Linked DNA regions of Homo sapiens: region 2 is linked to region 1. Evidence: read pairs that join two places in POLR2A ChIA-PET (ENCODE). Cell type or tissue: Panc1. All regions are shown on one strand. Each heading gives the region's core, and the rest is flanking DNA. Links, peaks and the distances in the headings are about the cores only. Region 1 has its middle 89 kb from the start of USP12-AS1. Region 2 has its middle 65 kb from the start of RASL11A.

The links. ChIA-PET counts read pairs that join two places held together with the same protein. Peaks named below come from ENCODE experiments on the same cell type or tissue, not always from the same donor. Only the 100,000 strongest peaks of a DNase experiment are listed, where the experiment ranks them.
Region 2: POLR2A ChIA-PET joins it to region 1 with 5 read pairs; 3 of 35 experiments call an interaction of 5 or more read pairs at or near these places.

What each region holds. Positions count from the first base shown.
Region 1 is chr13:27,028,358-27,044,731 of GRCh38, forward strand. No RefSeq gene overlaps it. Among named protein-coding and RNA genes, the nearest start is that of USP12-AS1, 89 kb to the right of the region's middle. RefSeq lists an enhancer at 7,440-8,639. In Panc1, for the core only: no CTCF peak of the experiment used is centred there; no DNase peak of the experiment used is centred there; H3K27ac peaks cover 7,759 bases.
Region 2 is chr13:27,328,133-27,344,506 of GRCh38, forward strand. It overlaps the pseudogene RNU6-70P. Among named protein-coding and RNA genes, the nearest start is that of RASL11A, 65 kb to the left of the region's middle. RefSeq lists enhancers at 6,922-8,121, 7,936-8,627. In Panc1, for the core only: a CTCF peak has its summit at 11,371; no DNase peak of the experiment used is centred there.

The sequences.
Region 1 (16,374 bases), core at 3,294-11,293:
CCACACACTACATTTTGGAAGTAGATGCCTACTAGAGCTGGTGCTCCTGCATTTCTGAAAAAGCAGGAACTGCTGCTGCTGATGCAGGGTTATGCCACAGACAGCCATCCTGGAGGTGAGCACTGGCACCTCCCCGGGGTCCTTCCACACCTGCCTTGTGTCCCAGGTGAAGCCCATGGCTCGTGGAGGAAAACCTAGTTCTATGTCCCTGGGAAAACAACATAAGGAATGAGATGAAATGTTCTACTTAATTGGCCTATGAACTCTCACAACCTGTTTTTCTGTTCTTTTCTTTTTTATAAGCGTCTGTCAAAACTGTCTCCGGCTGTCACCACCAGCAGCCGTCAGGCCTGGACATGCCTTCCAACACTCCCACTACCCTGTTTATAAACGTTCCTGCAAACTGGTCTCGGGTCACCCTAAAAGCTAAAACAGGTTGTTGTTTTATGTCAGCCTGAAGGAATTTAGAGACTTTATCTACAAATTCAAGACAGAATAAAGCCTAGGGCTAACTGTTAACCTGTCACATAAAAAGAGACATCCAGGTTTATTCTCTTCCCTAATAATTCTACCCTTCAAATATCAGTCAGTGACAGTAAGGGGAAGGATGGAGAGAGAGGGAATAAAGACACAGTGGACACAGTGAAAGGGAATCCAGGTCCTTGGGTGGAGATGTGGTTTTGAAGTTGGGTCTGTAAGCTTAGGAGGAGTATCTGTTTACTCCCTTCTTTCTCAAAGTTAGTTTACTGAACCTACAAGAATTGGGACCGGAGTACAGATGACCTACTTGAGGTAGTGCATTTGAGGGGTTTAGGCTCCATACTAGATTTAAGATAAGTGATGATTAAAAGCAGCCAATAACAGTAAGACAGTATTGGCTGATCTCACACTGAGCAAACATATTACCTAAGGGGCAACAATGATTCAATTGACCGGGTTTCTCATTAAAAAACCACGAGAGCAAAAAGGGGATGTGTATATCTTCAAAGCGCTGAAAGAAAAAACAGTGTCAACCTACGATTCTATATTTACTGAAAATATCCATCAGTAAGACATTAAAATAAAGACATTCTCAGATAAAGAAAAAACAAGAGAATTCATTGCCAGCAGACATGTTCTAGAACAATTGCTAAAGGGAGTTCAGCAGACAGAAGGGAAGTGATTCCACAAGGAAGCCTGAAACATCAGGAATGAAGGGAGCAACAGAAATGGTACATATCAAGGTCAATATCAGAGACTTTGCTTTTCCTGTTGAGTTATTTAACCCATATTTGACAGTTAAAAGACAAAATTATAACATTGTCTGATGGAATTTTCAATGTATATAGATGTAAGACAAGAGTAATAAGAGGCGTGGGGTGGTAAAGATTCCAATATGGTGGTAAGATTTCCACACTCCACTTAAGTGGTAAAATACTGATTTTAAGTAAACTGTGAGAAGTTAAGCCTCTACATTGTAATCCCTAGAGCAATAAGTAAAAACTGCACAAGGAGATAAATAATAATTAAAAGGACTAAAAATAATTAAATAACCTAGCAAAAGGCAGGAATGAGGAAACAGAAGAATGAAACAAGAATGAGAAAAGAAATAGAATACGAATAATAAAATGGTAGGACTAAATCTAAAATACCACTAATTACATTAAATATAAATATTCTATATTATGATATTAGTAAAAATAAAAAGATGAAAAGAGATATGTTCTACAAACACAAACCAAAGAAAGCTAAGTGTCAATATCAGAGTAGACTTCACAGCAAAGAAAATAGTCAGAAATAAAGAAAAACTATGTAATGATAAAAGGGTCAGTTAATCAAGAAGCCAAAACAATCCTATATGTGTAGGCACCTAAAAATAGAGCTTCAAAATACAAGAAGCATGCCAGGTGGGAGGACCACTTGAGCCCAGGAGTTACAGACCAGCCTAGGCAATACAGCAAGTCCCCTTCTCTGCAAAAAATTAAAAAATTAGCCAGGTATGGTGGTACACGCCTATAGCCCTCGCTACTTGGGAGGCTGAGGGAGGAGGATCCCTTGAGTCCAGCAGCTCAGGCTGCAGTGAGCTATGATTGTACCACTGTACTCCAGCCTGGGCAACAGAGCAAGACCTCATCTCTTTAAAAAAATAAAATAAAATAAAATAATAATAAAAGCAAAAACTGGCAAAACTAAATGGAAAAATAAACCAATCTGCAAATCTAGTTAGATTTTCCACAGTCATCTCTTGTTCATAAATAGAATTAGTAGAAAACCAGCTGGGATGTAGATGAACTAAACAATCCATACATCAACTGTATCCAATTGACATTTATAAAATAGTATACAAAACGACAGCAAATTATAACTACTTTTAAAGTGCAAATGTAACATTCACCAAGATAGATTATGTACTAGATCATAAAACAAACCTTAACAGAAGTAAAAGAATTAAAATCATACCAAGTATGGAATATAATGGAATTAAACTATAAATAACAGAAAGATAACAGAACAATCTCCAAATTCGTGAAAATGAAGCAACACATTTCTAAATAATGGTTCAAAAAAGAAGTTTCAGGGGGAATTAGAAAGTATTTTGAATTGAAACAACATGAAAATACAGCATATCAAAATGGGTGGGGAGGCCGGGCGTGGTGGCTCATGCCTGTAATCCCAGTACTTTGGGAGGCCGAGGCAGGCTGATCACCTGATGTCAGGAGTTCGAGACCACCTTGGCCAACATGGTGAAACCCTGTCTCTACTAAAAATACAAAAATTAGCTGGGCATGGTGGCATGCACCTGTAATCCCAGCTACTTGGGAGGCTGAGACAGGAGGATTGCTTGAACCCAGGAGGCGGAGGTTGCAGTGAGGTGAGATCACACCACTGCACCCCAGCCTAGGTGACAGAGCAAGACTCCATCTCAAAAAAAAAAAAAAAAAAAGTGTGGGATGCAGCTAAAGCAGTGTTGAGCATTGAAATGCTTAGACTAGAAGAGAAGAAAGTTCTCAACAAAATAATCTAAGCTGAACCCTTAAGAAACTAGAAAAAGAGAGGAAAATAAACCCAAAGCAAGAAGAAGGGAGGAAACAGAAAAACAATATGCTTATAAATGTAGAAGAAAATCAACAATATTCAACATCCATTCGTGATAACAACTCTCAACAAACTAGGAACAGAAAGAAATTAGCTCAGCCTTATACAGAGTATCTACAAAAATCCTACAACTAACATCATCTAAAGGAAAAACTGAATGCTTGCCTCCTAAGGTGGCAAATAGGCAAGGACCTCACCTTCCCTGCTCCTATTTAATATCACACTAGAAATCCTAGTCAGTGCAATAACGCAAGAACAAAAAACAGAAAGGAAGAAACAAAACAGTCATCCTTCAAAGACAACATGGAAATCCCAAGGAATTTTTAAAATAAAATAAAAAATTTAAAGCCTCCTAGAACCAATAAGTAAATTCAGAAATATCAGAGGCTACATGGTCAACACACAGAAATCAAGCATATTTCCCTATACCAATAATGGACAATGAAAAACCAAAATTATGAAAAACACCATTTGTCATAGCTTCCCCCAAAATGAAATAATTAATATTACCATATTTAGTAAATAAAAGTGTAAGATACCCCATTAAATTCAAAATTCAGATAAAGAATGACTAATTTTTTAGTGTAAGCATGTCCCAAGTATTGCATGGGACATACTTATTCTAAAAAAAATTACTCATTTTTTTTTCTTTTTAATTGAGATTGAGTCTCACCATTTTGTCCAGGCTGGGCTCAAAGAAGATCTAAGGAGATGAAAGAAAAACAGTCATGCTTATGAACTAGAAGACACAGCATAGTAGAGTTGTCATTCTCCCAAAATTGATGTATAAATTTTATACAATTCCAGTAGATACATTCCAGCAGACTTTTAAAAATAGATATAGACAAGCTGATTTTAAAATATATCTGGGAAAGCAAGGGAACTAAAATAGCTAAAGCAATGTTGAAAAAGAAGAATGAAGTTGGAGGAATCACGCTGCCTGATTCAAAGACTTATAAAGCTACAGTAAACACACAATCCAGTCATGGTGAAGGGACAGACACATAGATCAATGGAACAGAAGAGAGCATTCAGAAACAGACCCACATAAATGGCCAACTGACTTTTTTAAAAGGTGCGAAAGCAATTCAGTGGAGAAGGCAATCTTTTCAGCAAACAGAACAGTAGGCCATCCATATGCAAAATAAATGAACCTTGACCTACACTTCATACTTTACACAAAAATTAACTCAAAAATGATGAGGATCATTCCATGGGAACCATTCCATGGTGACTATTATGGCCTACCAATTATAACTTTATATATTCTGGTTCTTGAATTATATACATCCTAAAAGTCAACCATCAAGAAAATGGCCGAGTAACGTGAATGAAAAGATATTTACTCTGTGTGTTCAAGTTTGTAGTTTGTTCATTCATTTGTTAAAACACTTTCTGAATGCCTATTATGGGTTAGGTAGAAGAATAAGACACAATCTGTACCCCCAAATTTTCCTACAGATGTCTTGCCATGAGGCATTGCCCATCTGAACACTAAGAGAGCACAGAGGGGTTTCAAGACCAGAGGGATCACCAAGACCTTAGAGTCAGACAACCTAGAGAAATAACACAGCTCTGTCTTGTCCAGGTCAGAATATTAAACCCAGTAACAACAACAACAAATACAGAAATATTCATTTGGTGATATTTATTCAATAAATATGTATTGGGCCAAGCTGTGTCCTAGGTGCTATGGATACAGTTATGAGCAAGACAAAGTACATATCTTAAGGGTTTACATTCTGGGGCAGGGGCAGGTGGGGCAATCCAGAGAGAGACAAACATTGGCCCATAATTAATAAAGAAATCAAACGGGGAAGATAGAGAGGGACTGAGGCAGGAGACTGGAAGGAAACTAAGCAGTGTGGTAAGGTAAGGCACCTCTTATCTTACCAGTGTGTGATGGTAAAGTCCTGAGGCTCAAGGCCTGGGGTGGCCAAATGGAAAAAATGCCAAATGCAAAAAAATAATGAAAAACAAAACAAAAACCAGGCACAAATAGAAGAAATGCCAGTTCAGCCAGCTTGGAGTCAGTATAGCACGGGGAACTAAGCCCATTTCCTGCAGTGTAACGGGTAAGAAAAATTGAGCACTTGCCTTTCTGACCAGAGAGAAGAGACCCCATTTTAGCAGTGTGATGCAATGTAGAGACAAAAATGGTTGAAAGATTTTTTAAAATAACCACAGCAGTGGAGGTAAAAGCCTTAACTTTAGGGTCAGAGGAAGTCCGAGGTGCCCAGGGCACATCCCTGCTGTGATGACCCTAGGATGTGAGTAGGACTCATGGTGCTGGGTGCAGAGGACCAGAAAGGGGATCTTATTTCATTCTTATTTATTTTTTATTTTTATCTTCATTTTTTTTTAAGAGACAGGTGTTTTGCTCTGTCACCCAGGCTAGAATGCAATGGCACGATCGTAGCTCACTGGAGCCCCAAACTCTTGGGCTCAAGTAAATTATTCTGCTTCAGCCTCCCAAGTAGCTGGGACCACAGATGTGCGCCATCACAGATGGCTAATGTTTTAAAATTTTTTTGTAAAGACGAGGTCTCGCTATGTTGCCCAGGCTGGTCTTGAACTTGTGGCCTCAAATGATGCTCCCACCTCCGCCTTCCAAAGTGCTGAGATTACAGGTGTAAGCCACTGTGTCTAGCCTTCAGGGAGGGAATCTTTAGCTTTCTGCATCTGGATGGCAGTCCCCATGGATGGCATCCCCATCAGCAGGGGCTGAATGGACGGTGGATGAGAATCACTCATGGTCATATGTATTATGCTTGGTTCTCTGTGTCTTCAAGTTTGTAGTTTGTTCATTCATTTGTTCAAACGCTTGCTGAGCACCTATTATGGCTTAGGTAGATGAATAAGATGCAATCTGTGCCCTCAAGGATGTTATTAGGCTTATGACAATGTGACACAAATTCTGTTATCACAGACATGGGGTTACAGGAGCAAGGAGAAGTGAAGAGTGCTCCGAGACACCAGCACTGTGGAAGGGTGCATTATTCAGGGTTATCCAGAGAAATAACCCATAGATTATATATAAATACATATATAAAGAGATTTATTATAAGGAATTGGCTCACACAGTCGTGAAGACTGAAGTCCCAAGATCTGCCATCAGGAAGCTGGAGACCCAGTTCCAGTCTGAGTCCAAAGGCCTGAAAAGCAAGAGAGCTGATGGTGTAAGTTCTAGTCCAAGTTCGACAGCGGGAGACTGCGGTTCCAGCTCCAGAAGAGTCCGGCAGAGAGGGTAAATTCTCCTTTCCCTCGCCTGGTGTTCTATTCAGGCCGGCAGCAGATTGGCCGAGGCCCACACACCCACTGGGGAGGGCCATCTGCCTTGCTCCACCCACCCATTCAAATGCTCCTGGTCCAAAAGCACCCTCATAGACAAACCTAGGATATGTGGGCACTCCGCGCCCCAGTCAAGCTGACACCTAAAATTCAGCCTCACGAGTGGGCAGGAAGAGGAGCATCTGTAAAGCAAACTGGGAAGGAGCGGCTGGGGGAAGAGAGGGAGAATCAGGAGGAGGTGTCGTGAGGAAAGGGAGAGAGGGGAGCGCTGCAGCCAGGAAGGAGTGGCCGCTCTCGAATCCTCCGAGAAGGCGAGCGGGACAGGGACAGAGGCGGACGCTGGGTTCAGTTATGAGCTGATGGGTGACCGGGCCGTGCTGATGGGGGCAGAATGCAAATGGCAGCGGGCTGTGAAGTGGACGCACCCAAGTTCTTGCTAGAAATTTAGTGGCACAGGAAGGAAGCACAGAGAAGAGGGAGGAAGCCCCCCAGGAAGAGAGCTTTTGTCTGTTTCTTTTTCACGGGAGACGTGAGACAGTAAGTGCTGATGGGAGGACCCGATGGGGAATAAGAAAAGCTGGAGCAGAGAGAGGAGAAGGGCCCCTCAGTATGCCCAAGCCTGGGACAGGCAGGGCCACCTTTGCCTTCCTCACGATTTAGAAAGGGGAAAGAATAGAGAGAAACACAGGGGAAGCTGTGGGATTTGATAGTGGGAGCCCAAGGACATTCTTGTCTGGCCAATTGTCATTGTCCCTGTGTCCCACATGAACCAGGACAGCTCCCACACTGGCGCCACTTCCCAGCAGTGCGATGTCAGGCAAGCAAGCAATTCAGCCTCTCTCTGCCTCTGTTTCTCCAGCTCAAATATGGAGCTAATGATACCAACCTCAGCGGGTCCTTGTGAGGATTAGTTGAAATGCTGAATTTAAGAATGTTTGCTACTGCATCTAGTAATTATTATCGTTAGCACTATTATTAGTTTAATTATCCTTCCTTGTTAAGAATCAATTATAAACCATTCTTTCAGTCTTCCTGTTTTTTTTTTCTTTTGTAGAACCAAAAAAGGCATGGAAAATCTTTCCCGGTTGTCATCGCCTCAGCCTGGAGGGTCAGCTAGTGCCTGTCCATCCCTGCAGGGCAGCTGCCTCTCACTAGGAGGAGAATGCTGGGTTTTGCACCTGGGAAGTCTCAGAAGGTGGGACATTCGTTGGCTAAGTAGAAAGCTGAGCAGATCTCAGCTCTCTCTCTGTTGAGTGCCCAAGCACACATAGAACTACACACGTGGTATCTCAGCAGTAAGGCCTGACAGCAAGGCAAGGGGGGACAGGCGGGAGGTGAGTCATGATCCTGCGTGTGCGTTGGTGCTCATTCTGACCCGCGCACCGAGATGGAAGCTGTGACACAGGAGGCTGTGTCAGCGCCATCCCAGCTCTGCAAGTACATCCAAATTCCAGGTTCCCGCCTCACCTCTCTGGTCTACCTAAGAGTTCACAGCGCAGTTGCAGTGCTCTGGGTTCCTGCCTGCTTCATGGTACCAGCCCATGCCCTTCTGTGATCCACACGCGTCCGGGACCTCATGCCCAGCCCCCAAGACATCCAGTGCAGAGGCACAGCCAATGAATCACCCTGCTGTCATACCTGCCTTCCCATTTTCAAAGATCCTTTTCTAAAAATACTATCAATGAATGCACTGTGGCATGGAAACAGAAGACAGCCGACTTAAAAACTGAATCTCCGGGCTTGGAACTTCCCCTAAATCATATTCTGGCAAAACATCTACAAAGCCCAAACACATTCTTGACCTTTGAAGAAAATGTCAGTGTGGAGCAAAGGCCTGTGTTCTGACCCCACCCAGCTACAAGAATTTCCTCCCTCCTGCCCGCACATCTTCAAAGAGTCCCTGAGATTCCAGGCTGGTTGCTACTTCCCCAGGGGAGCATTGCATGCATCTTTTCCATGTCCTGGAGGTCCAGAGGGGCTTTATAAAGTGGCCCCAACCCAGCAGCATCTGGGGCTGTGCTCCTGTTCTGTGCTCTAGGGGAAATGGAAGCAGGAGTCAGATTTGTCTTGGAGGATTCCTGTTCATCAGCAGGAGTTCTGAGTTACATGCCGAAAAGCAGACTACATTTTTTGCATTGCAGAGTGCTTCTGAAAAACACCATTCTAGAAAGGGGGATCATACATCCCAGTTTGCCTAAGACAGTTCTGGTTTACAGCTGTTATTCCTGTATACGTATTAATAGCACCTCTTTTACTCTCAAAAGCATCCCACTTTGGCAATAAAATTCCACTTCCCAGTCCTAGTCTTCCCATGACTGGATGGTGGCTGTTAAAGCCTTGGCCTCTAGAAGCGCCCCGGCAACTGGCACTTAGCTTATCTCTGAATTGTCTGCCGGAGTGAAGCTTAATTAAGATCTTGTTAGTTTGGGGAGAAAGAATCAAGGACATTTGGCAGCACATCCCTCACTTTATGTCACCCCTAAGTGAGATCCCCAGCCAGCTTCAGGGGGGCATTTTCCTGTCACCAGCCTTCTTGGTTCTCAGGAGCAGAGTTATCCTGTAGCAAGAAATGTTCACATCAGAGGTTTCCGACTTGCACAGAGAAGAGTCCGAGGAAGTGGGGAGACCTCCCTTGCTCACCCTCCCCTACTAACTGGCCAAAGCCTTCCTGGCCACCGCAGGACCTCAGAGTGCATCTCTGGCCTTTCAAACACAGTGTTATCTACTGTCCATAAACAGCGACCAAGAAACTCAAAAAGAAGAACCAGAACAGCCCAATGCCTGCACAGAGCAGTGCTCAATTAATACTTGTTGACTGATTGACTAATACATACATGAATGAAAGAACAACAAAATTGACAAATATCTGGCCCTCTGTGTGAGCTGAGAGGAAGCACATCATTCTAACACAGCACCTGAGAGCATTCTCACACCCAGAGCTCAAGGAAAATCAACACGCAAGGAAAAAATTCAGGGAGGGAGGCACCAGCCACCAACTCCCCTGGGGTGGCGGGTGAGCATGTGGAGAGGCCACAGCTGTGCACAGCTGGGTCTCTGTTGCTCAGCTTCTGGGAACCGGCAGGTGCACGTGGCTGTCCTCAAGGTTTTGCTCCACCTCCTGTGCCTCATTCCAGTTCCCTTGAGGGAGAGAACTGAGGACACTTCTGTATCCCTGAGCCTGGAGGAATTATAATAAGATGCCATCTCCGAAGAGAAGGGAGAGGGGCCAAGACCTCACTGGGGAGCAACCTTGCTCCTCTCTCCAACCTTCTATGGCTCACACTTACCAACTTTGCTCTTCTGTGGTCTCTTTTTCCCAAGATCCTGTTACAAATACAACATAGGCTTAAAAGCAAAAGGCATTAGCAGAGATCATTTGGGTCACTTCTTAATGATACGAAGATACCATTTGGTGAGTTTTCTACACGGGGCTCTTGCTCAGTGTTGGCAGTGCACAGTGCTCTTAGGGACATTTTTGAATGTAAGCCAAAAGTGTTTTTGAATATGCTCAATTCACCAAAAGATATAATTTTATGTATTAATAACATAGCTTCAAAATATATAAAGCAAAAAAATGACAAAACTAAAATGATAAATAGACAAACCCATGAAGATTTGGACAACCCAATTTATCCCTTTGGAAAAGAGTGGCATTATGTTTAAAATTATGGATATGGAAATCCAGAACTTCCAATTCTAGGTGCAGACTATAGAGAAACTTGAGCACGTGTGCACAGTGACTCACCCTCAGAAATATTCATCACAGCCTTGTCCACTGCTAACAACCCATTCCACAGCCAATTTTCCATTTACAGGGAAGTGAATAAGTAGTTGTGGCAGATTCATACAAGAAAATGCTATACCGCAATGAAAACTCAGTGAACTTAAGCCACACATATAGATGCATCTCAAAAAGCAATGTTGAAGGAAAGAAGCAAGATAAAAGCACCCAGGCCGGGCACGGTGGCTCACGCCTGTAATCCCAACACTTTGGGAGGCCAAGGTGGGTGGATTATTTGAGGTCAGGAGTTCGAGATCAGCCTGGCCAACATGGTGAAACCCCACCTCTACTAAAAATACAAAAATTAGCCAGGCATGGTGGCGGGCGTCTATAATCCCAGCTTCTCAGGAGTCTGAGGCAGGAGAATTGCTTGAACCCAGGAGGTGGACGTTATAATGAGCCAAGATTGCGCCACTGCACTCCAGCCTGGGAGACAGAGTGAGACTCCATCTCAAAAAAAAAAAAAAAAAAAAAAAAAAAAAAAGAATCCATAGAGTATGATTCCGTTTCTATAGAGCTGAAAAACAGCCAAAGCTAAAGTGCATTGTTTAAGAATACATACATAAGCGATCAGACTATAAAGGAAAGAAAAGAGATGACCATCCTAAAAGCTAGGAGGATGATGACTCTGCAAGGAGGAAGGGTTTGGCCGGGGAGACACACCCAGGGGCTTCCAGGGTGCAAGTTCTAGTCTAGTTCCTGACCTAAGGAGTATTACCCAGGTGTCCACATCATAATTCTTCATTCAACTGGACACACACTTTTACGCAAGTTTATGTATGTGAGGCGTATTTACCAATAAAAACAATGTTATCAAAAATGTGGGAAAGGCTGGGGCCAACGGGGTCGAGTGCCCCTGGCTGGGACTGTCCTGCCCAGAGAAGCTCTGCCTCTCTTCTCTCCCTCCACCTGCTGAGAGGCAAGGGAGCCTCCGGTCTCCCCATCTATGGGGGTCTCCCCTACCCCCAGGTGGTCTAGGTAGCAGCTGGTCCAGACCTGCCATGTCTCAGGTCCTGGGGTGAAGGCTCCCAGCCCCTGGCTCTTCCTGGTGGGCAGCTTCTTCCCAGATAGGCTTTTCCTCCCACGGAAAGATGTATGCGTGGGCTTGGGGGAACAGCCACGTGACTTGGTCCTGGGCCCCCAGCCTGCCCAATAAAGAGGCATTCTCAACACGGTCCACATTAGCTTATCAGGATCCAAAGCAGACATTTGCCTTGACCTCCATGTCTTGAGGACATCAAGGGGAGAGAGGGCTGTAACAGGGCAAGATTCAGACACTCAGGCTCTTCAACCCTGTGGCATTGTCTGTTCCCAAAGCCCAGTCCCAAAGGTGGAGGCAAACAGGGCAAAATATTAGAGCCAGGCCTTTGGGGTAAAATCCCCCGACCATGCTCCTTCCATTCCTCAGCCAGAACTATTTGGTCCCTAAAAGTGAGCTGGAGCTGAGGCATTTCCCGTCCACCCGGGGGTCCCAGCCATGTTCCTAGGCTTCCAGGAAACACTTTTTCTCCAGATAGATTGCTGACACCTGTACATAAAATAGACTCCCATAAACAGGCATTTTCCAAAAGCTTTTAAACCGCAGAGCGTTTACTTAAAGCCTGAGAAAATAAGCCTTAGGCTCATTTTCCTCCAACAAGGAGCTCAGCTGCTGCATTCTCCAACAGTGACTGCCAAAATTGGGCAGGAGAGGCCCAGGGCGCAGGCCCGTGCTCCCTGACGCTCCGCAGGCCCGACCACAGGCTCCCCAGAGCTCCCTGGCCCGAGTCAGGTCTGCCCCAGAGACTAACAAAAAGCAGGCTTCGGCCAGGCGCGGTGGCTGATGCCTGTAACCCTAGCACTTTGGGAGCTACTCAGGAGGCTGCGGCAGAAAAATTGCTTGAACCCGGGAGGCGGAGCTTGCGGTGAGCCAAGATCGCACCACCGCACTCCAGCCTGGGCGACAGAGCGAGACGCCGTCTCCAAAAAAAAAAAAAAAAAAAAAAAAAAAAAAAAAAAAAAAAAAAAAAAAAAAATCTCCTTACTCTGCTCTCCTCACTAGAGGGAAAAGAAAGCCACAGGGCAGAAGACAGGAAGGAGACAGCGCCCAACACTTCTCAGGTCGGGAAAATGGCTTTTAACAGTGAAATCAAGCTCTGCTTTCTCTTGTGGAAGTAAATGGAGCTAACTCCACCTTCAACTTCCGTGTAGGAGAGGTGGCCAGGCCTGTGTCCAGCGGGGTGCAGCTAGCTGGGCCCAACAGCGGGGAGGCGGGTCCCTCTCCCCAGTCACAACTAGGGCCTCCCTCCTCCCTGATAACATCCTCCCTGCGCCCCATTTCGTCCCTCCTGCCTTTCCATTCCAGCTACTGCAAAGGGCGAGGACTGTGGGTCTCACCTCCTTTCCTTCCCGCCTCCTCCAGCCCTGCAGCCTCCTTCTGTCTGCATGGTCCTTGGAAGCTTCTGCCTCCAGGGCACCTTTTGGGGTTGGATGCTCCCACCCACACTCCGCACCTGGACAGTCTCCCACTGTCCTTTCCAGGAAGTCCTGGACCCTACACTGGTCCTTCTCTGTTCCCTTTGTGACTTTTTGCTTCCACTCTTGCCCCGCTCCAGTCAGTTCTCCATACAGCATCCTGGGTGACCTTTGAAAATAAAACAGACCTGACCTGGCCAGTCTCCTCCGCAGAACACCCCAGGGCTCTCCATGGCTTTCAGGATGACAGCCAAAGTCCTCGCCAGGATCCCCAAGGCCTGAGCCATCTGCCCTGCAGTCTCCCTGCTCTCAACCCTGCTCTTGACCTCCCATCGGCCCCTCCAGGCAGGCTGCCCCCTGGCTCTTCCTGAAATGCATCAGCCCAGGCCCAACTCGGGGCTTCCCCTCAGAGGTCCTTCTGCCCCATATCTCGGCCTAGCTCCCCAGCCCTCACTTGATTTCCATCTCTGCTCCAATGCTTCCTCTTTAGAGAGATGCTCACCACATCAGCCTCTTCACCCATCACTGTCTCTCCACCTACCTGCACAGGGCATCCACGTGCATGATGCAATGTATCACATATGACAGAGTACATATTTGTCTGCTGCGGGCTCCTTCCCTAGAATGGAAATCCTAAGAGGGCAGGGGCCTTGTTGGTTTCATTCATTTCTGCATTCCCAGAACGTAGAATACCAACACATAGCAGACACCCAATAAAATAGGCATCGGATGAATGAATCAATGATAAAAAAATTATATAAATAGTTTAAACATTTTATTTTAACTTAAAACACACATATGGAAATTCACTTGCCAGTATTTTGAGTGGGGCCAAAGCCTTTCTTTGAGTGTGGTGCCTCCACTAGGGAGCTTGCCCCCTTTTTTGCATAAATTCCACCTAGAAAGCATTCGCCACAATTTCAAATGTTAATGTCTTTTTTTTTTTTTTTTTTTTTTTTGAGATGGAGTCTCACTCTGTCGACCAGGCTGGAGCTCAGTGGCATGATCTTGGCTCACTGCAACTTCCACCTCCTGGGTTCAAGCGATTCTCCTGCCTCAGCCTCCCGAGTAGCTGGGACTGCAGGCACGCACCACTACACCTGGCTAATTTTTGTGTTTTTAGTAGAGACGGGGTTTCACCATGTCTCGAACTCCTGACCTTAGGTGATCCACACACCTCAGTCTCCCAAAGTGCTGGGATTACAGGCATGAACCACTGCCAAATGTAAATTTCTTTTCTTTTCTTTTCTTTTCTTTTTTTTTTTTTTGAGATGGAGTCTCACTCTGTCGCCCAGGCTGGAGTGCAGTGGCACGATCTCGGCTCACTGCAACCTCCACCTCCTGGGTTCAAGTGATTCTCCTGCCTCAGCCTCCTGAGTAGCTGGTACTACAGGCACGCACCACTACACCTGGCTAATTTTTGTATTTTTGGTAAAGACGGGGTTTCACCATGTCTCAAACTCCTGACCTTAGGTGATCCGCACACCTCAGCCTGGCAAAGTGCTGGGATTACAGGCATGACGGCATGAACCACTGCCAAATGCTAATTTCTTTTTTCTTTTTCTTTTCTTTTTTTTTTTTTTTTTTTTTTTGAGATGGAGTCTCGCTCTGTTGCCCAGGCTGGAGTGCAGTGGCACAATCTCGGCCCACTACAACCTCTGCCTCCCGGGTTCAAGCGATTCTTCTGCCTCAGCCTCCCGAGTAGTTGGGATCACAGGTACGCGCCACCACACCCGGCTAATTTTTGTATTTTTAGTAGAGATGGGGTTTCACCATATTGGCCAGGCTGGTTTCGAACTCCTGATCTTGTGATCCGTCTGCCTTAGTCTCCCAAAGTGCTGGGATTACAGGCGTGAGCCACCGTGCCCAGCCCAAATGTTAATTTCTTTAAAGAAGCATCATAAGATCTTAAAGACTCATGAAAAGCAATTTCAGCACAGAGGCCTTCCTTATTTTCATTATATTCCCCTAATCTTCCGTACACTTAATTGAAAGCAAATGTTTAAGTCAATTTGCCCTTAGTGAGTCTTTCTAAATCATTCAACTTAGTTTTCAAGAAACAACTTTCTTTTTGTGCTCATTATATTGGTTTACATAATTTGCTTACATAATCTGTAATTAAATGACTGAATCACAATAACATGTATTACAGGCATAAGCTGATGTAGGGACAAACACCACTCAACTCAAAAGCGTGCAGCTGAGCAGGAAAACTGCCTGTGGTCACCGGGCCATGGGGATCTGCTGGCACATTTGCTCCATGAGTCAGCTTAGAAGAGGTTGGATGACAGAGCTGGTTCTGTAGTATGCAAATCCTGGATACAGGCACATGCTCATTCTGATGCGGACTGGCATGCCACCCACAGAAAAGAATAGGAAAAGCAAAATTAGAGCGCGAAATGCGACAAGGATCCAAACAAGAAATTTCCCTCAGCCTTTCCCAGCCAAGGAAAATTCCTGCATGAGAAGGAACTGAAGTAAATATAAGGAAGGAAGGAACTGAAGTAAATATAAGGAAGGAAGGAACTGAAGTAAATATAAGGAGGGAAGGAACTGAAGTAAATATAAGGAGGGAAGGAACTGAAGTAAATATAAGGAAGGAACTGAGTAAATATAAGGAAGGAAGGAACTGAAGTAAATATAAGGAAGGAACTGAAGTAAATATAAGGAAGGAAGGAACTGAAGTAAATATAAGAGCCACAGTGAATGTCGGGTTTCTAGACATAGAATTGGCCTGTATCATTAGTAAGCTGAACTTGGTTTTCATTTTTTTTTTTTTCTGTCCCCCAGGCTGGAGTGCAGTGGCATGATCTCGGCTCACTGCAACCTCCGCCTCCTGGGTTCAGGCAGTTTTCCTGCCTCAGCCTCCCAAGTAGCTGAGATTACAGGCATGCACCACCACACCCGGGTAATTTTTGTATTTTTAGTAGAGATGGGGTTTCGCCATGTTGCAGAGGCTGGGCTGGAACTGCTGACCTCAGGTGATCCGCCCACCTTGGCCTCCCAAAGTGCTGGGATTACAGGTGTGAGCCACCACGCCTGGCCTGGTTTTCATTCTTGAGTAAGAATGACTGTAATGTCATTCTCAATTTCTCTGTGGTCCTTTCAATCCTGCACAAATTAATACCTCCAGGTATTTTTACAAACAGGCTTCTGAACCCAGAGTGAGTCCTCACTTTTAATTCTTGTTTTCCTGACTTAGTAACTTTATCCAGCCCAGGTGTCACCATCATGGGTTCTTCTGTTCATTTGTCCATCAGACCCCCATGGAAAACATTGGCCCACCTGTGGATCTCAACAACGCTCCCTCCTGTCTCTCAAGGACACCCTCTTCTAAGGTCTTCACTGCTGGGGTCCTGACCTTCACACACACATTTGCCACAGGGCATTGTCATTGTCATCATCATCCTCCCTCCGTCCCTCCCAGATGCACGGGCTCCAGAAGCCCGGCAACTCCTCCCTGCTGCACCCTGGTCAGACAGGCAAGGGCGGGATCAGGTCGCAGGTGCTAAAGGCAAAGCCAAATGTTCATGATCCTGCAGACATTTTAGTTACAGCCTTCAAGGCCACAATGCCCCCTGGAACGAAACAGGTGACGGTCAAGGCCAAGTCCCTTCCTCTTGGGCATGCACATGAAAACTTGTGACACCTGCCTTTCATCCAAGCCCAGCTAAGGCTCACAGCACCCCGCTTTCTGGCACACTAGCAAGTTGTTTTGTAAGATGCAGATTTGGGCGGGGCCTATTGTTTGGACTCACAGTATGGGATCCATT
Region 2 (16,374 bases), core at 3,413-11,412, 300 kb after region 1:
AACTGGCCAGTTTGTCTTGTAGAATATCCCAGATGTCTAATTGTTTCCTTGTAGTGTCATTAACTTGATACTCTAGCTATTGTGTTTCCCGTGCACTGAAAGTTAGGTCTAAAGGCTTGGCTAAATGCAGGTTAAACGTATATGGACAAAACACTTCATGGGTGATACCAGACACTTCCTGTTTCCTCACACCAGCAGGCACACAGTAACAGGCTGTGCATTGATGAAGATGTTCAGTTTGCTCCCTTGTTTGAGCTATTGACCACTAGGACTTTTTTTTTTTTTTTTTTTTAGAAATACATTGTTACCTTGAAAGGATTAAGTCATTACTTTGGTAATGAGCAAAGATTCTGCCTCCTCACAACCATGCACCCAGTGATCGTAACTTTCATTGATTTAAACATGAACTGGATACTAGGTCACAATGAGGAATTTCTTAAATACATGTTATGTAAGACAATATTCTTATTGTTAGAAGACAATTATTGAAATGTTTAGAAGTGCCATGATGTCTGCAACTTAATTGTTTTTAATGCCTAAATCAGTTATTTCACAGGAGGCTGCAAAATAGTGGTTTGCTAATTCTATCATTCCTTCTTTCTTTACTGGCTGACATTCTTCAGTAAAAAGTAGCTTTCTTTCATGTACTGGGGTGGATCCGTAGCTCCTAAGAAGATGGTAAATGCTGATTTCTTTCCCCTTACTTAAAATTAGGAACAATTTGAGCATTAAAAAACCAAACTGTAGGCCGGGTGCGGTGGTTCATGCCTGTAATCCCAGGACTTTGGGAAGCCGAGGTGGGAGGATCACAAGGTCAGGAGTTCAAGACCAGCCTGGCCAACCTGGTGAAACCCTGTCTCTACTAAAAATACAAAAATTAGCCGGGCGTGGTGGCAGGTGCCTGTAATCCCAGCTACTTGGGAGGCTGAGGCAGGAGAATTGCTTCAACCTGGGAGGCAGAGGTTGCAGTGAGCCGAGATCGCACCACTGCATTCCAGCCTGGGCGACAGAGCAAGACTCCGTCTGGGAAAAACAAGACAAAACAAAACAAGAACAAAAACAAACTAACTGAATGTAATATATTGAACAAATAAAAAACTCTCTGATTTAATTTAATTTCATTTTTGGGTATGTAAGAAAAGCATTAAAAGGGGTTAAATGCAAAGTTTTATAAACTGCACTGGTAACTATTTCTCAGGCTGCTGACTGTGTAAAACCTTCATTTAATGTTTGTGCTAAAGTCTGCCACGCACTGGATAAATTCCTGCCTTTAGTGACCTTGGACTTTGGAATCAGATGGATCTGGGTTGAATCCCGCCTAGCTCTGCCACTTACTTGCTGGATAATTTTCGGAAAAGTATTTAACTTCTCAGAGCCTTAGTTCTTCCCTCTGAAGATAGTCGTGATGAGAAAGAATCCAGGTGCCCTATGTGCAATGTTCAGCCCAGGATGAGTTAGCGCTCAGCATCCTAGATCCTTCTGCTTCCCTTGAAGAAGGTGAAGGTCCCAGGAAGAGGAGCTGCCTGAGCTGAATTTCAAAACCAGTAAAGAATTGGGGCTCTTCAGACACCTATGATCATGTCCAAGAAGACCAAGTCACGATTCATACTGGCTTATTGTTCCTTCATTTATCTATCTGGTGGTTACTGAGTGGTGTCTCTATGGAAGGTAGCATGCCGTGGACTGCAGAGTGAAGGGGGCTAGCCCTCATTTGTGTTGCTGTTGGTGGTCCTAACCCATCATTCTGCACAGGGCTTTCTCCTATCCTGGGACACTGATGCTGGTTCCCATTCAGCCTCTCCCCAGATTTCTGAAGCCAGGAAGGATGAGTAGTGAATGGACAGAAGGGAGGAGTGGGATGGACTCAAACGGACAGAGGCTAGTGGAAAAGCAGAGCCTCTGGGAGAACTAGAGAGGGGAGAGATAACTTTGTTTTAGCACAGACTTCGATAAACAGTTACTATGAAAGAAACCACACTAACCATGAATGAAATGTCAAAGGAATGAACAAAGCAAGAAATCTGTGCAAGAGTTGACATGAACAAAGCCACGTGTGTTGCAGGTGAGCAGACGCCAGTCCAGTAATAATGGGCTCTGAAAATGCCATCCAAAGAGAACACATGCCAAAGGGACCAAATTTCTTTTCCTTCCTTCCCTCCTTCCTTCCCTTTCTTTCTTTCTCTCTCTTTCTTTCTCTTTCTTTCTTTCTTTCTTTCTTTCTTTCTTTCTTTCCTTTCTTTCTTTCCTTCCTTCCTTCTTTCTTTCTTTCCTTCTTTCCTTCTTTTTTCTTTCCTTCTTTCTTTCTTTCCTTCTGTCTGTCTTTCTTTCTTTCCTTCTTTCCTTCTTTTTTCTTTCCTTCTTTCTTTCTTTCCTTCTGTCTTTCTTTCTTTCTTTCCTTCTTTCTTTCTTTCGAGACGGACTCTTGCTCTGTTGCCCAGGCTGGAGTGCAGTGGCAAGATCTTGGCTCACTGCAACCTCCGCCTCCCTGGTTCAAGAGATTCTCCTGCCTCAGCCTCCTGAGTAGCTGGGATTACAGGCACCCGCCAGGACTCCTGGCTAATTTTTGTATTTTTAGTAGAGATGGGGTTTCACCATGTTGGTCAGGCTGGTCTTGAACTCCTGACCTCAGATGATCTGCCCCCACTTGGCCTTGCAAAGTGCTGGGATTACAGGCGTAAGCCACCGCGGCAGGCCAGTTTTTTCTTAATTTCAGTTTCTGTCTCTATGAAAAGCTTGCAATTTTTATACTGTTACAGAGGAAAGAATCGACTTGCATATGTAAATCACATCTATAAAATATAACTGATTTAATGTATTTTTTCTCCAAAATACTAGAATTTAATACCATTATTTCTCTGTGTTTGGAATTGTAAGCTCATAAATACATGTACTCCTAAATGATATAAAAGGCAGATACTATTCCAAATAATTAGGGAGTATCTTGATTTTAAAAATACATGGGATTACTCATTTTAGAGGTTTAGTAAGTGATACAGTTTTATAAAATCTTTTTTTGGTGCTATGGCCTGCAGGATTGAAAAACAACAGCAACAGCATCCTATGAATATTTGAAAATGGAACAATATTCTAAGCATCTTATAACAATTAAAGAAGGAACGAGGTAAATTCACTGTTGCATGGATTATTTTAGAAATTACAGCATCAATCTATTACAGATTTTGAATGGAACTATAATCCACTCATATGCCAGACATTCTGCCCTTGAAATCTTGTCATCCAGAGATTGACAGCTAGACAATTAATATAGCCACTTGGGTTGGTCAGAGGGCCATGTCAAGCATGGACAATTCCAAGTGTCTGCCCGATAAAAAGAGACCCTGTGCCCTCAGCATTGACCCTTTTAAAACAAGCTTGGTAGGGCCAGGGATCAATAATATTTAAAGCTATCAAGTTTTAGATAAGACCATTGAAGCCAGAAACATTAGCTGTGCAGGTGGAAAGAAGTAGCCTCTGGCATCATCCTTACAAAAAAACTCAGAATACACTTGGCCATGGGTATCCATGGGTTCCATATCTGTGCATTCAACCAGCTCTGGATCAAAAATATTTGAAAAAAATTGCACCTGTGCTGAACATGTATAGACTTCTTTTTCTTGTCATTTGTTCCCTAAAAAATACAGTACAGCAACAGTTTACATAGTATTTACATTATATTAGATATAAGTAATCTAGAGATGATTTAAAGTATTTGGGGAGATGTGTGTAAGTCATATTCAAATATGATGCTGTTTTCTATCAGGGACTTGAGCATCCTTGGATTTTGGTGGCCCAGGGAAGTCCTAGAACCCATCCTCCATGGATACTGAGGGATGACTATATATCTGAAGAACTTCAATTTTTCAGCATTCTCTTTTCATGAGGTCTTTTTAACGAGTCCCAAGGAAAGGCCAGTTACAGTTTGAAACTATCTCCAAAATCATGTCATCAACTGTGGGACACAGGAATGAGGAGGAAGAGGGATTCCTGACAGGTGGCCTTCTGCTCAGTGATGATTCAGAGATTAATTTTATGATCTTCTCGTTGACATCAATTAATGGAACAGCTGGCTGAGGGCTTCTGTTTTTCTTTACTGGGTTATCGCCTGACCCAAGAAAGCCAACACCAAATTCTTAGGGACAGAGGAAGAACTCAGCGTGTGTGTGTGTGTGTGTGTGTGTGTGTGTGTGTGTGTGTGTGTGTTTGCAAAAAATATGCATGTCCAAGAGGTCCATTGGCCCACTGGAGACACCAGCAGGAGTGTAGGAGTGTGACTGCTGTCTGTTGGGTGCCGTGTTCTTGATAGTTCTAACATGTTACTCAATTCCTGGTTGTCTCTTTGGGAATATAGGAAAGTCTAGATCTCTTCATTATATTATATATTAATATGCATCACTAACTTAGGAGCTTTGAAGCCAAAAAGACCAACCAGACATAGATCCTGCTCTTGAGTTTACAGAATAAAGCAGTGTTTCTCAACATTGATTACCCATTGAAATCACACAGGGAGTTTCAAACAATGCTGCTGCCAGTTTCACCCACTGAGATCCTGAATGAAATTGGTCCAGGATGTGGCCTGAGGCATTGAGATTTGAAACTTCTTGGGTGATTCTAATGTGCATCCAAAGTTGAGAACAATTGCAGTAAAGGAAAGACAAAGTCCCCAGAAGTCTGTAAGCTAAAGAGTAGTAATGGCTGGGCATGGTGGCTCATGCCTGTAATCCCAGCACTTTGGGAGGCTGAGACAGGAGGATCTCTTGATGCCAGAAGTTTGAGATCAGCTTGGGTGACATAGTGAGACCCCATCTGTGTTTAAAAAAAGAAGAAGATGAAGATGAAGACGAAGACGAAGATGAAGAAGAAGAGGAAGAGGAGGAGGAAGAGGAAGAAGAAGAAGAAGAGGAAGAAGAAGAAGAAGAAGGCTGGATGCAGTGGCTCATGCCTGTAATCCCAGCACTTTGGGAGGCTGAGGCAGGAGGATCACCTTAAGTCAGGAGTTCGAGACGAGGCTGACCAACATGGTAAAACCCCATCTCTACTAAAAATACAAAAATGACTGGGGTATGGTGGCATGTGCCTAAAATCCCAGCTACACGGGAGGCTGAGGCATGAGAATCGCTCAAACCCAGGAGGTGGAGGTCGCGCCACTGCACTCCAGCCTGGGCATCAGAGTGAGATTCTGTCTCAAAAAAAAAAAAAAAGAAAAAAAAAAGGGTAATAACAATTATCAGTCTCTAGGAGTGATAATACGACTATATAAATAGTGGAAGTATAACCTATAAGCATTGTGGAACTGTAATACAATTATACAATTTGAAGTTGCTGTTCTCTCTTGCATGCATATGCATGTATGTATGTATACATATATACACACATATATTACATAAGTAATACATTCTTCTAGTAATAGATCCAATGATATACAAATGTTTCTGTTCCCACAGACTGCTCAATGTGCAATTCTCCAGTCCCCTTTCTATGCATTTTAAGCACATTTATATATATATATATATATATACACATACATATATATATATCTAGTCACATATCAACAAAACTGAGATCAGGTTATCTAATCTGACTTTTAAAAATGTTGGCTGGGCGCGGTGGCTCACGCCTGTAATCCCAGCACTTTGGGAGTGGGAGGTGGAGGCAGGCATATCACAAAGTCAGGAGATGGAGATCATCCTGGCTAACATGGTGAAACCCCGTCTCTACTAAAAACACAAAAACAAAATTAGCCGGGCGTGGTGGTGGGTGCCTGTAGTCCCAGCTACTTGGGAGGCTGAGGCAGGAGAATGGCGTAAACCCGGGAGGCGGAGCTTGCAGTGAGCCAAGATTGCACCACTGCACTCCAGCCTGGGCGACAGAGCAAGACTCTGTGTCCAAAAAAAAAAAAAAAATGTTTAACAACTTTCACATCCACACTTTTTAATGGCTATTTAGTGTCATTGGCTCTTTGGTATACTTATACTCTGCTTTACTAAGCCACTCTCCAATAGCTTAGTAAACTTAGCTGTTTCTAGTTACTTGTGTTTCAACTGCTATAAAAACTCTTTATAGCAGCAACAAAACAACACAAATAGTTAAACAAGTAACTCTAAAACAAGAACTCAGAATTTTCTTAAGATTTAGGGGCCGAGTGAAATGGCTCACACCTGTAATCTCAGCACTTTGGGAGGCCAAGGTGGGAGGATTCCTTGAGGCCAGGAGTTCGAGACTAGCCTGGCCAACATGGCAAGACACTGTCTCTACAAAAAATTTAAAAAAATATTAACCAGGCATAGTGGCATGCACCTTTGGTCCCAGCTACTGGGGAGGCTGAGGCAAGAGGATCACCCGAGCCCACAAGGCAGAGGTTGCAGTGAGCCATGACCGTGACACTGCACGTGCCTGGGTGACAGAGAGACCCTGTCTCAAAAAAAAAAAAAAAAAAGTGAACAACTTAGTCTCTGATTGAAACCCAGAAACCTTTCATTTTTAATCCTGGAACCACTTCTGGCTTAATCAAATGCTCAGGCATTTGGGCAAAAAAAAAAAAAAAAAATGGGAGAAGTGTTGCTCTGGAAAACAAGTATGGTTTCTAGTGGAAACTCTGAAAGGAACACAAGCGTGGACTTTTTTGAGTAGGAGGAAAAGAATAAGAAGCAATGCATTCATCTGAAAAGAAAAGAAACCAGAAAGGGCGAGGTAGTAAGGAGACACTTCAACAATAGAATCCAGATTTCCTATTTTATTTCATTTTGAGAAGAGGGTGATTACGCATATACAAGTAAATCACTTGAGATGACTAAGCTGAAGGTGGGGTAGGAGGCGACAATTGTCTCTCCACCGTCACTGGCATGAGCAAGTGAAGTTTAAGTGGGAATAAAATCAGGAGATGCAATTTCATGAAATCACCAGTGCTATTGTGGAAAGCGGCAGCTGCCTCTGAGGACGCCTTGCCTGGCAGTGAAATCAGCAGGTAGATTTTCCAGGCCGGAATGCAATTGTTTAAGCAGTATATTAGATGTCTATTTCATCTGAAATAATAATCATCCGGTGCCCTGTTACGCACCATAGCAGCTGCTTCTCTCCTGGCATGGATGGGATTGGTGTAGAACCTGATGTGATGCTGACTTACCCCAGAGTTAACAGCAGATACTCACAGCAGATGTTATGATTCAACAGGTCAAGAGGCAAGCTCTCTGATGCTTGAGCCTGGATTATCGCCCCGAGACTTGCTGGTCAGAGTTTAATTCGATCATTTGTTAGTGTTATGACACTGTATGTACTTGTTCCCACGAAACCTTAGCTATTTGGGGCTTAGCAGTGGATTCATTTTAAAATTGTCTGAGAATTTTTTTTTTTTTTAAGAAATAGCTAGGAGTAAAGAAAAATAATCAGCATGGCTGTTTAGGCAGTTTGACTTCCCAAGTATCGTTTCTTATCTTGTAAATAATTACCTCACATCAAATGTGACAGATTTGGGGGATATGTCTGGGCATGCGCCCAGCACTCATCGGATGATGTTGCCTGAGCTGGGGGTTCCTGAGGCTTCTGCCAGGCAGTGGTCTGTTCACCCAGGGTTGTATGCTCGCAAATGGCTGCAGCCAAAGGCTGCAGGTCCATTCCTCTGGAAATGCTTTCGGTAATCAGCAGGAAGAGAACATTCCAAGCCCTCATTTTAGGCAACTTTTGAGTTTCATCTTTTTCTGAGCACTTCATAGGACATAGAAAATAAATGTTTTCCCTCCTCCCTTTTAGAAAATGCACTAGACAGTGGTGGTGAGGTCTAAAGGTGGATAAGAAGGAGAGGAATGGAGAAGTGAAGCACCTGGGTGGGTAAGCTGTCCATGATCTGCCTCTGAGACATTGCCTTGTTTTATCCCATGTGGTCTGTTGAACTCCCATCCCTCCTCTGCCGGGTGACAATCAGCACAGGGGTTGGAGTGACAGCATGAAGGTGATGGCCCACCCATGTCAATGGCCTGAGACTGCCTGGTGAAGAGTTGGTGGTGCATTATGACTAAAGCCTCTTATCTTCCCACCCACTGTTCATGGAACCAAGGGTTTCATCAGGATTTGTTATTTCACTCAAGTCTGGGAATTAACTGTGACTCAGTGTTGAGGGCTAAGGCATAAGAGGGCATCTAGCTAGTTTAACTACAGCCTAGTGGACAATCAATTATCAATTCTGACTGTTCTGAGTCAGGCCAAGCGATCCCTTATTAATTCTGACTGTTCTGAGTCAGGCCAATCCCCAGCCCAGCAGCTGCCCAGCATCCACAGTTGCTGACCATGCTGGGGTCCCTGGGCCATGTACCTTCCCGACATTGCCTGGCAGGTCCAGCACAGGACTGTTTTGCTTGGAGCTCCCCAGTGTTTGGACTCACAGTGAGAGAGCATGCATATGTTTAGAAAGTTCTGGTGGTGGGCAGCAGGGTGCAGTCCAGGCAGGGGCGTTTCATCCTGCTCAGCCGGCTGCTGTCCCCACAGGAGGGCAAAACACTTGGTGGGGAGAGCACAGGGCCCAGTCTCCGGGGCTGCAAGTCACATCTCTGCATGTCAATGCCATGAGGACAGGCCCGTGTGTGTCCTGCTGACAGGTCCTCAGCACTGAGCGCATGGCAGGTGCTCAGTTAATACTGGCTAAATGGACAAAGAAATCAGAGAGGGACAAGGAAACATTTGAGTCAACAAGATAAACAGGGAGAGTGGAAGATACTCTCACAAATGAAATGCTATGATACAGTGCTGCTCAAAGTTCCCATCGAAATAGCTCTCCTAAGAGAAGGGCGGAAGGCACGCTCAGACTAGGGGGCCTGGAGTGGAGCCCTCGGGACAATAAGGCACATTTAGTGATGTGCGATTCATGGCCCGGTTTCCTACAGCCAGCTTCGGGTTTGTGTTGAGGTCCCTGCCATGGACCCCTCCTGGCCGAGCTCCTGGGCTGCCTCTTGGTAACTTCTACCCCCTAAGAGTCCCTGAAGCGTGTTTAGACCCTCAAAGTCTAGCCCCGAGGATTACAGCCCTGAGCCAGAGTTGCCTCCGCTGTGTGACTACAACGTCCTTCAAGTCCTCCTTTCCTGTCGGAGGTCATGGGATTGCCTCTTTTTTTTCTGGAGGAGAGGCTGCCCTCCTGCCCTGGAGGTGTGGCCTCTACCTGGGCAGTGGCAGCGCCCAGCATAACTCAGCACAGAGTCCAGCGACAGCACCAGGGACACCACTTGCAGAAATTGAGACAATGTGGGAAGAATTTCCTGACAAGCTGTTGGATATTAACGGAGCCTAACAGAAGCTGAAATCCGCTGGCAGACCCTGCACGGTGAGAAGCCCCTTTGCCTGCACAGACTGCATGCGGATGAGCTCACCTAGAGTTTGGTGACCTCTTCAGGTGTCTGAGATCCCACCATTCCACAAGCCCCTTTCAAAATATTATTGTGACCCAGTTTTAAGCAAGTAATTAGACAGTCTTATTTTACAGCCCAGGAATCTAGGCCATGGCATGGTGGGCCATTTGTCCAAAGTGAACGGAAAGCTAGGCTTTGTCAGCTTTTTGCTGTCCTCTGAGGAGCTTCCAAAATTGGCAAAGCTCTGGTTTCAGACTTATAATTAGCCTTCAGAAAACGATGACAGATCATCCTGCTATATCGAGGCCAGTCTCTTTTTCCCAGGAACCTGACACAAGGTCCCACTTCAAGCATTCCATGACCCAATTTGTCTTTCTTGGTGACTGGAGTGTGGCGACTGCAGGAGAAACAGCCTGTGGCTGGCAGCGGCGGAACTCCTGTCCCTGCCCCTCTCCTAGAGAATGGAGCTCCCCGTAGGGGGCTCCTTTTGGCTGAGGCCCATGGGCTCAGCTTCTTGGGCCCACGGAGCCTCAGCTTGCACCCCGAATGCTGATGGTGCTCAGAATTGATATTGTGGGTAGTTACAGGCCCTGGGTGTCTCAAATAAACTGTGAGTAGGGGGATTGCTTTAGGGGCTTCTGATTTCTCCCTACGGCTCAGATGCCCTCCCTCAGTTCAAAGTCTTTAAGCCCACATGATTGGTCCTGGAGTTCTTGAGGTGAGCCTTGGGTTGGGAGATATCTCAGGCTCAAGAGCAGTCAAGGCCATGCCCTACTCACTCTGGTCCCACTAATCTACTCCCCACAGAACATTACACTCTGTACCCCCACCACAATACAACCACACATGTGCACACACACCATGCACTCACACACACCACACACTCAGCCCCCATACGTCACACCACATGCACACACACTTACATACATGCATCACACACCACACACACACAGTCACACATATACTCACACCTCCACATCCCATACCACATACACACATACCACATATCACACATGCAACACATGCACACTCACACCCACACCACACACACAGCACACTCCTCATGCCCTCCACATCCCCACACCCCACACACTCATATACCACACATCATACACACATACACTATGCACAACTCACATCACCCATCCCTATACTCTCACACCACACCTCACATACACATAGCACGCTCACACCTCACACACACACACCACACCACCTTTACATTCGCAGAGTTTTGTAAGGTCTTTCCAAAACCCGTGCAATGCCAGCCTGGCCAACACGGAGAAACCCTGTCTCTACTAAAAATACAAAAATTAGCTGGGCATGGTGGCGGGCGCCTGTAATCCCAGCTACTTGGGAGGCTGAGGCCAGAGAATCGCTTGAACTTGGGAGGCGGAGGTTGCAGTGAGCCGAAATTGTGCCGCTGCCTGGGTGATAAAGCGAGACTCAGTCACTAAAAAAAAAAAAAAAAAAAAAAAAAAAAAAACCAAAACCCGTGCAATCCTCACTTCTAGCAACCGCCAGGGGTCTCTCCCCACTGTCTGTGCCATTCAGTGGCCATAAGCAAGACAACACCTTCACTGTGGGTGTCCTGGCTAGAGAAAGGGGTCCAGCTTGGAGACATAGTTTGCTAGTACATCAATCATTAAGAAAATCATATGTGTTTAAAACACACTGAATTTTATTTTCTTTGGAATTTTTTTAATTTTTTACTTAATATTACATTAGGGTACAGTATAACACAACGTGGATTTTTATCCTGGCTCTGCCATTTACAAGTCAGTTAACCTTTGACAAGCAGCTTGATTTCCTCATCTGTGAAATAGGAATGACTATTATTTTTTTAAATGCTTTTTTTTTTTTTTTTTTTTTTTTTTTTTTTGAGAAAGAGTCTCACTCTGTTGCCCAGGCTGGAGTGCAGTGGTGCGATCTCAGCTCACGGTAACCTCTGCCTCTCGGGCTCATGCGATTGAAATAGGAAGAATTCCATATGTCTCAAAGGGTTGTTGTGAAGGTAAGGGCCAACCGCATAGCGCCCCTACTGTTCTGTTTGGTGCATGGTGGGTGCTTAGTGCATGGTAATGAGGAGACAAGCAATAGAGTTGTCTTCATCTGGCTCTGCCTCTCCCAGTGGCAGGGGCTGCACCCATTCTCAACATTCCCTTGGGCCAGGGCCCCCAACTTCTCCAGGTCCTGGGGAGATGGTGTGTCCCACTGGCTAAAGGATGAATGTATAGCTTTTGGCCCATCACCTCTCCATGAGTGTTCTACCAGTGTGGAGATATCTTCAGCTAGAAAAAAAAAAAAGTCGCTGGGCACAGTAGCTCATGCCTGTAATCCCAGCACTTTGGGAGGCCGAGGCAGGCAGATCATTTGAGGCCAGGAGTTCGAAACCAGACTGGGCAACATGGTGAAACCCTGTCTCTAGTAAAAATACAAAAATTAGCCAGGCATGGTGGCGCGCACCTGTAATCCCAGCTACTCAGAGGCTGAGGTACGAGAATTGCTTGAACCTGGGAGGCAGAGGTTGCAGTGAGCCAAGATCTCACCACTGCACTTCAGCCTGGGTGACAGAGTGAGACTCTGTCCCAAAGGAAAAAAAAAGTATCCTTCTTGGGGCAGTCTGGTTTCTCTGGAGGTTCATTCACTCCCTACAGGCGTCTCTCATTGGCTTTCTGCCTGCCAGTCTCACCTGCCTTCCTGCATGAACTGCTCTAAGGAAAAAGCAATGTTCTATTTGTTATCCTGGGTGGTGGTGACTCTGGTGTTGACTTTCTAATACAGAGATGATAGACTTCATAATATTTTTAATAAGTGAAAAACCAAAGTAGCAATATGAGGGTTGCCTGGAAAAGAGCTGGGCTGAAAAGGAGGTGAGTTAGGAGGCTCCTGTCAGATCCAGGTGAGAAGTGGTGAGGGTCTGGACTTGGGCACTGGCAGAGAGAATGGAGAAGCGGGGAGGGCATCCTCACACCCCAAGGTGGTGGAAACGAAGTGCTTTGGCACCTGCCGTTGCACTGAATACATACGAGGGAATTGTCCAGAACTCCAATGACCCCTGGGTTTCCTTTAGCAGACTGCATAGTCTGTGGTGGGTGGGGCAGCAGGGGAATGGGTTGAAAGGGATGATACCTTTTGTTTAGGGCGAGTTGAATTTGGAGTGCTTCTGGGAACATCCAAGTGGAGTGTCCGGTAGTCAGTCAATAAGGGGACTGTAGCTCAGCAGAGTCAGGAGCAGCTGTCTTCAAAAAATGCTCAACAGCGGCAGGGCGCGGTGGCTCATGCCTGTAATTCCAGGACTTTGGGAGGCCGAGGCAGGCGGATCACGAGGTCGGGAGATTGAGACCATCCTGGCTAACGCGGTGAAACCCCGTCTCTACTAAAAATACAAAAAATTAGCCAGGCGTAGTGGCGGGCGCCTGTATTCCCAGCTAGTCGGGAGGCTGAGGCAGGACAAAGGCATGATCCCGGGAGGCGGAGCGCAGTGAGCTGAGATCGCGCCACTGCACTCCAGCCTGGGCGACAGAGCGAGACTCCATCTCAAAAAAAAAAAAAAAAAAAAAAAAAAGCTCACCAGCTAAAGATTGCTCCAAGTATACTCATCCATTGCTTAACGATGGCAATATGTTCTGAGAAGCGCATTGTTAGGCGATTGAGTCATTATGCGCAAATCACAGAGTGCTTGTACACAAACCTAGATGGCATAGCCTGCTGCACACCTGGGCGATGTGGTCTGGCCTATTGCTCCTAGGCTACAATCCTGTATGGCAGGTTACTGTACTGAATCCTGTAGGGAACTGTAACACGAATCACTAGGCAACAGGAATTTTTCAGCTCCATGATAATCTTATGGGACCAGCATCCTATATGTGGCCCACTGTTGACTAAAACACCATCATGACTGTAGTTACTTCCTCTTCTACTTGACTGGAGGGGCCAGAATCTCCCCCACACCCTGGTAATTTTGCAGACTGAGTCAGTGGATGGCCTTTCTCCCATGGTCCATCTTTCTTTACCGAAGCACAGAGTTTAATGATTTTTTTCAGGCTCCTTTTCCCCCGGTTATAATGTGGAACTGCTCAGCCTGATACTTAAGAAGCTCATTTCCCATTTAAACCTTATTAGAAATCTAATTCCTCCACTATAAAATGACAATGCAATAACTTCAGCTTCCCCTGCTAAGTTGGGGAAAGAGGCATCAAAAGCCACAAGTAAACAGGAAAGGCAGAGAGAATGAAAACAAACCTAATATTTATTCCAGGCCCTGGGGCGTAGTTCACAGCTTCAGGGAGGCTCCTCTGCTCTTTGGGCACACCTCCGGGACTCTTCCCTAGTGTCTGCTAGTGGAAAAGACATGCGGGGGAGAGAGGTGTCCTCCCATCACCTCCCTGGCCCAGTGCCCAGCATATGAGGAAACAGAGACCAGGGAGGTGATAGTGCCTGGCTGGGGTGATTGATGGAGCTGTACAGAGAGCCAGGGCAGAGGCGCCCGGGTGCGTGATGTGAGGAGCTGCTCAGTCTGCCCTTGCACAACCCTGAGAGTCACTTCAAATCTTGAACTCTAAACACTTTTCTTGCTTCACCCTACCCCAGACCCCGGTCACAGACTGAGGATAAAATCTCAGGTATCTTGATGCTGGAGTCTGTGTTCTTCTTTGCTGTACCACACTTTGTGGACTATTTCAAACTCATCTTTCATAGCTGGGCTCAAATTTCCCTTCCATGAAGCTGCCCTTGATTTACAGGTTCCAGAGGCCTCTTGCCCCCACCTACCTTTCCCTGGCACTTGGTTCATACTTACCTTAAAGTATTGATCCTGTTAAGTCTTATGTGCCTGTTTCTTCTCCCAACTCTATCCCAGGATAGTCTTTATAACACAGAACTCAGTATATGTCAAGCACTTAATAAATACTAGTTAAACAGTGAATGAATGAATGAATGGCCCTGTGATTTGCCGTTCAGAATGCAGAGGTGTGGCCTGGGAACAATGTGCTGTGGACACAGCTGGTCACAGGGGTCGGGTCCCCGGATGCTTCCTCTCTTTGTGCGCTTTCCTCCCCACCCACATGCAGACCTCCCTCCAGTCTTCAGAGCTGGACCCTTCTCAGGACTCAACTTTAGTGGGGAGGAGGCTTTCCTGAGTGCAGCCCCGGCCACTGAGTCCCGTGCTCGGCTGCTCTCCCCTTTTCCTTACTCCACTTCAGTGTTCTCTTTCCAATCCTGGTACCTGGCCCACCATCTGCCTCTCAGGCCATTTCCATCACAGAGAGGGGATGTTCCCCGACAGCTCTCTTCCAGGAGGGCCCAGGTGGTTCTGAGCACTGCAGGTGCCCAGCAAGGAAGCAGGTGAAGCTGACTTACATCATCTACTGCTGTGCCCCATAAAACTCATACTTTACTGCTTTTTCTAGGATTTTTAGATTCAAGGGGTACATGTGCAAGTTTGTTACGTGGATATGTTGCATAATGCTGGGGTTCAAGCTTCTGTTGAGCCCGCCACCCAAATAGTGAGAATAGTACCTGAAAGGTAGATTTTCAACCCTCGCCCCCTCCCTCCCTCCTCTCTTTTGGAGTCCCTGGTGTCTACTGTTTCCATCTTTATGTTCTTGTATACTCTTTGTTTAGCTCCTATTTATAAGTGAGAACATGTAGTATTTGATTTTCTGTTTCTGTGTTATTTAGGAAAATGGCCTCCAGCTGCATCCATGCCGTTGCAAAGGACATGATTTCAAGGCCGGGCACGGTGGCTCACGCCTGTAATCCCAGCACTTTAGGAGGCTGAGGTGGGCAGATCACCTGAGCTCAGGAGTTTGAGACCAGCCTGGCCAATGTGGTGAAACCCCATTTCTACTAAAAATACAACAACAATGAAAAAAAGTAGCTGAGTGTGGTGGCATGTGCCTATAATCCCAGCTACTCAGGAGGCTGAGGCAGGAGAATTGCTCGAACCCAGGAGGTGGAGGTTGCAGTGAGCCAAGATCATGCCACTAGACTCCCGCCTAGGTGACTTCGTCTCAACAAACAAACAAAAGGACACGATTTCATTCTTTTTAATAGCTGTGTAGAATTTCATAGTGTATATGCACCACATTACCTTTATCCAATGCACCATTGGTGTGCACCTAGGTTGGTTCCATGTCTTTGCTATTGTGAGTAGTTCCACCAGACATCGGCACTGGCGTGTTTATCACAGCTTTACTGCTTTTGTTTCTATGTATTTATTTAAGGGGCCACGCTAATCTTCTCTGTATCGTTCCAATTTTAGTATATGTGCTGCCGAAGCAGGTGCAGCTTTACTGCCTTGGAGCCTACTTTCAGCATCTGTATTTGGATCTGTTTCCCCAAGCGTTCCTTTCCTGAGTCTCTCCTGTGGTCCTGATGATGAAGTGAATCCTGGGGACGAAGCCTCACCAAGTCCTAAGAAATATTACTACCTGTTTGTTTGGGTCTTAAGTTTCTTTAAAAATTAAGATGAAGCATGTCCCTCAGTCTCCTGGAAAAGGTAATCAGAGATGATGATGAGTCCCAAAGGCCCACAGTTAAAAAACATGGGTGGAAACATGCCAAACCCATTGTGCTAAAAGGGAGAGGCAGCTTTGCTGTGTCCTCTTCAGACACAGAGGGAGCAGTACCTGCTTTGGGGTCCAGGAGACTTTGGGCACCTGAAGAATCCCACCTTCAGACAGAGGGCAAGAGCAATGCAAAAAATTCCTGGACATTGCTCAGCAAAGCACAGATGGGAAATAAAAGGAGAGTAAGCCTGGGCAACCCTGGGCTCTGCCTCTTGGTGTCCCCAGTTTTCATCCCATCGCAGTGGGAATGGAGTTGGCTTAGGGGGCAGACATTCTGATTATGGCAGAACCCAAAACACGGCGATAAAGAAATGGCTTTTGTTTTAGCTTTTCATTCGGATGTAGTTTCAAGTTTACAAAAAAATGTACAAGGAACATTTATAAACTCTTTACCTAGATTCACTGATTATTAACATTTTAACCCGTCAGCTTTACTGGTTGATCATGTGCTCCCCACTCCTCTCTCATAATTT